Regions from separate parts of the Homo sapiens genome. Here region 2 is linked to region 1. Evidence: read pairs that join two places in POLR2A ChIA-PET (ENCODE). Cell type or tissue: A673. All regions are shown on one strand.

Region 1 (2,500 bases):
TTAGCCAGGAGTGGTGGCACGTGCCTATAGTCCCAGCTACTCAGGAGGCTGAAGCAGGAGAATCGCTTGAACCTAGGAGGCAGAGGTTGCACTGAGCTGAGATTGCGCCACTGCACTCCAGCCTGGGGGACAGAGCAAGCCTCCATCTCAAAAAATAAATAAATAAATAAAAATTAAAATAGAAAATAAAATAAAATAAAATCATTGCTACATAACAAGCACGTGGCCCAAAATTGTAGGAAAAAAATGTATTACAGTGGCATGTCAGGTGCTTAAGTAAAAATATCTTATTGTTCTGATTTAATAATTATGGTATTTGCCAACATTTTAAAGTTTTTTATCTATTTCTCACTCTAAATAAATACATAAGCAGGGCGTGGTGGCTCACGCCTGTAATCCCAGCACTTTGGGAGGCCGAGGTAGGTGAATCACCTGAGATCAGGAATTCGAGACCAGCCTGACCAATATGGAGAAACCCCGTCTCTACTAAAAATACAAAATTAGCCGGGCCTGGTGGCGCATGCCTGTCATCCCACCTACTCAGGAGGCTGAGGCAGGAGAATCGCTTGAACCTGGGAGGCGGAGGTTTTGGTGAGCCGAGATCATGCCATTGCACTCCAGCCTGGGCAACAAGAGCGAAACTCTGTCTCAAAAAAATAAATAAATAAATACATAATTTTGCATCAGTCATTTTATATCCTTTTTTCTTAGAGTTTCCCCAATTTTTTACAAATTTCAGGCTCCACGAAATCTGAATTCATCCCATCCTGATGTAAAACATATTTCTTAAATTGGAAATCTGCCACAAAATATCAAAAAGCTCTGGACTAGATAGATGATCTCAAAGATTTCTTTTTCTTTTTTCTTTTTTTTTTTTTTTTGAGATGAAGTTTCACTCTGCCACTCATGCTGGAGTGAAGTGGCGCGATCTCGGCTCACTGCAACCTCCATCTCCTGGGTTCAAGCGATTCTCCCACCTTTGCCTCCCTAGTAGCTAGGATTACAGGCACGCAACCAACACGCCTGGCTAATTTTTTTTTCTTTTTTTGTATTTTTAGTACAGACGGGGTTTCACCATGTTGGCCAGGCTGGTCTCAGATTCCTGGCCTTAAGTGATCCGCCTGCCTGGTCCTCCCAAAGTGCTGAGATGACAGGTGTGAGCCACTGCGCCTGGCCCAATCTCAAAGATTTCTTCCCGCTCTAGAATTCTCTAACTCTGTGAGAACTGCATTCTGATCCCCTCCCCCCAGCAGCTGCAACTCTAACAGAAAGACAAGGAAGTTCTTCCTTGGAGCTGATCCAAGTCTTTCCTGCTGTCCTTGAAGTCCTTGTCCTGCAGGGAGGCAGGGAGACAAAGTGCCAGTGTGCAGGGCTGTAGGCAAGCCAAGGCAGGGAGAAGTGAAGACAGGTGCTTTGAAGCTATATGCTCTAGGAGAAGAGAAGGAAAAGGGTAGGACCAAAGCCCTAAACCTAGAGAATGGAACTGACGGCCTCTCCCAGTATACCAATAGCAGCCACCATTTGGAGCCTTTTTTTTTTTTTTTTTTTTGACACAGTACCTAGCTCTGTTGCCCAGGCTGGAGTGCAGTGGCACGATCACAGCTCACTGTAGCCTCAACCTCCTGGGTCCAGCCATCCTCCTACCTCAGCCTCTCAAATAGCTGGGACCACAGGCATGCACCACCATGACGGGCTAATTTTTAAAATTTTTTTATGGAGACAGGGTCTTGCCATGTTGCCCAGGCTGGTGGAGGCTTCTTTATTTAGAACTTATAGAGTGCCAGCCAGGCGCGGTGGCTCACGCCTGTAATCCCAGCACTTTGGGAGGCCCAGGTGGGTGGATCACTAGGTCAGGAGATCGAGACCATCCTAGCTAACACGGTGAAACCCTGTCTCTACTAAAAATACAAAAAATTAGCCGGGCGTGGTGGCGGGCGCCTGTAGTCCCAGCTACTCGGGAGGCTGAGGCAGGAGAATGGCATGAACCCGGGAGGTGGAGCTTGCAGTGAGCCAAGATCACGCCACTGCACTCCAGCCTGGGCGACAGAGTGAGACTCCATCTCAGAAAAAAAAAAAAAAAGAATTTATAGAATGCCTACCGCGTGCTAGGTAATGTACGTGTAACTTCCTTTTTTTGTTTGTTTTTGTTTTGAGACAGAGCCTCCTCTGTCTCCCAGCCTGGGGTGCAGTGGCTCAATCTCAGCTCACTGCAACCTCCGCCTCCCGGGTTCAAGCGATTCTCCTGCCTCAGCCTGCCGAGTAGCTGGGATTACAGGCACGTGCCATCATGCCCGGCTAATTTTTGTATTTTTGTAGAGACAGGGTTTCACCATGTTGGCCAGGCTGGTCTTGAACTCCTGACCTCAGGTGATCTGCCCGCCTCAGCCTCCCAAAGTGCTGAGATTTCAGGCATGAGCCACCGTGCCCGGCCATGTACATGTTATTTCTAACCTCCCAGCAACCGAGGTTGGAGAGGTGAAGTGACTTACCCGAAGTCACA
Region 2 (2,500 bases), 1.1 Mb before region 1:
TCTAGGCTAAAGTGATCCTTCTGCCTCAGCCTCTCAAAGTGTTGGGATTAGAGGTTTGAGCCACCATGCCTGTTTCCTCACCTCTACAATGGTACTACTCCTGCCAGCATCACAGTTCTGTATGAGGCTTAGATACTACAGAAAGCTCAGCATTAATACCTGGCAGGGTAATTACTCCATCAAGTGTCCAGAACAGAACAGTGTCCACTTACATAGTTTACATAGCCTCGGCTGGGTGCGGTGGCTCACGCCTGTAATCTCAGCACTTTGGGAGGCCAAGGCGGGTAGATCACCTGAGGTCAGGAGTTCGAGACCATCCTGACCCATATGGCGAAACCCCGTCTCTACTAAAAATACAAAAATTAGCCAGGCATGGTGGTGCATGCCTGTAATCCCAGCTACTGGGGGGCTGAGGCAGGAGGATCGCTTGAACCTGGGAGGTGGAGGTTGCAGTGAGCCGAGATCATGCTACTGCACTCCAGCCTGGGCAACAAAGTGAGATTCCGTCTCAAAAAAAAAAAAAAAAAAAAAAAAAGTTTACATATCCTCAACATGCAGAGCTCTTATGACACAATGCTTTGTAGGGACAGGCCTGAGTGTCACCAGCCCAAGCCAAGCTTAAAAACAATTCATAAACCATTACACAATCACCCAGTGGGACATCCATCAAGCTCTCTGTGGCAGCCTCCCTCAGGCGCAGCAGCCCCACCTCACCCACACCCTGCTTCACGCTGTACTAGTGCTCTGCACTCCAGCTCCTCACAGTGAACTCTCCAAAAGCAACAGGTGGCCCTTCACACAGCCAGCAGGCACTCATGCTTGTGGAAATGGACTTCTTATAACAAATGAGGACACCCAGATTCTGAATTCCACATAGAAATTGCTGAATCTCATCCCCACTCTGTCAGGAATCTTTGAAGAAACGACTGTAAATCGTTAATGCAGGCAGACGATGAGGGAAAGACTAAACAGATATATATTTTATTTCATCTGCTAAATGTCAGAGAGCAAGTTAGACACACATTCCACTAAGCATCAAAGGCCCTCGTAGTCTCGGTGGAAGGACAAACTCCAGCTCCACATCACTGGTTTAAGTTTCTTCCTCTGAAAGACACAAAAAATGTAAGAGAAATGAGCCAGGTTGTGTGATATGATGTTCACTTTCCTTTCTGAACCTCTGCTGGACTGTGCGTGAGTTTTCAACACTTCCATTCCGAAGTTAAGCCTTTCAGATGCTCACAGGGCTGGGCAGGTATTTCCTTCAGTCACCAGCTGGTGGAGCAGGAGAGACAACTTTCAGGCTATTTAACCCGGAGCGGAGCTTTTCCCTCTAGACCACCGGCTTCAATCTGGGACTTCCCTCATCTTCCTCTACCTCTGCCACAGTCCAGCCGCTTCTCTAAAACACCGCTATCCTCCCCAACCACTTGATGTGATCTAAAGGCTCTAGAAGAAGCTCTTGGAGCCAAAGTGAATGCTTCTTCATACTTAAGTCTCAGGGAATTCTCGAAGTTTTATCAAGGTTAAAGATCACAATGGCTACAGAGCTTGCTCCCGTGCTAGCCCACAGATCACTCTAGACCTCAGAAAGTGGGCTGCTACACACCTTCTTCTTCCTCTTCTTCCTCCTCCTCTTCCTCCTCATCTTCATCAGAGCTGAAGGTGCCATCAGGGAGGCTGTAGACACGGATGACCTGCTTGTTGGGGTCCTTGAGGATGAGGTATTTGCCCTCCTCCAGCTTCATGCAGATGTCAATGACGCAGCGTAAAATGCCCCAGGCATTCTCCACGCTCAGGTTGATCTGGCTGGCAAACTCATTAGGCTTGAACTGCTGGGTGCCTAGGATGACGTGGCGTGAGGAGTCTTTCACGTGGTACCGAGACACATAACTAACAGGGGAAGGGATATCAGTGGTCAGAGCAGGGCAGCACAGAGACAGCAACACTTGGGATCAAATGTCAATTAAATGGTGATACCTGGTCCACTGCTATTTTTTCTTTTTTTTTTTTTTGAGACGGAGTCTGGCTCTGTTGCCCAGGCTGGAGTGCAGTGGCGCCATCTTGGCTCACTGCAAGCTCCGCCTCCCGGGTTCACACCATTCTCCTGCCTCAGCCCCCTGAGTAGCTGGGGCTACAGGCGCCCGCCACTACGCCCGGCTAATTTTTTGTATTTTTAGTTGAGACAGGGTTTCATCGTGTTAGCCAGGATGGTCTTGATCTCCTGACCTCGTGATCTGCCAGCCTGGGCCTCCCAAAGTGCTAGGATTACAGGCATGAGCCACCGCGCCCGGCAGTCCACTGCTATTTTCAAGGGAAAGGGAAAACATCGTCTTCTGAGTTCTCAGTTCTGGATTTCATTGACACCATTGCCCTAGTTCAGGACTCCATTCAGCATGCCTGCTGTTTGGCATTTGTCTCCTAACTGACCCCTCCATCTCTACCCCACCCCTGGATTTATCTCTGCCAGTCAATTGTCCAGTACACGGGGAGGGGAGGGTCA

Evidence for each region. ChIA-PET counts read pairs that join two places held together with the same protein. Peaks named below come from ENCODE experiments on the same cell type or tissue, not always from the same donor. Only the 100,000 strongest peaks of a DNase experiment are listed, where the experiment ranks them.
Region 2: POLR2A ChIA-PET joins it to region 1 with 15 read pairs; 2 of 35 experiments call an interaction of 5 or more read pairs at or near these places.

The regions. Positions count from the first base shown.
Region 1 is chr22:37,598,055-37,600,554 of GRCh38, forward strand. No RefSeq gene overlaps it. Among named protein-coding and RNA genes, the nearest start is that of GGA1, 9.5 kb to the right of the region's middle. In A673, no CTCF peak of the experiment used is centred here; a DNase peak (open chromatin) is centred at 1,287.
Region 2 is chr22:36,509,897-36,512,396 of GRCh38, forward strand. It overlaps EIF3D (eukaryotic translation initiation factor 3 subunit D), which reads right to left. Exons shown (of 15, transcript NM_003753.4): 14 at 1,607-1,890; 15 at 959-1,104. The coding sequence ends at 1,091. Among named protein-coding and RNA genes, the nearest start is that of FOXRED2, 4.1 kb to the left of the region's middle. RefSeq lists an enhancer at 1,448-1,527. In A673, a CTCF peak has its summit at 1,257 (motif pointing right); a DNase peak (open chromatin) is centred at 1,275.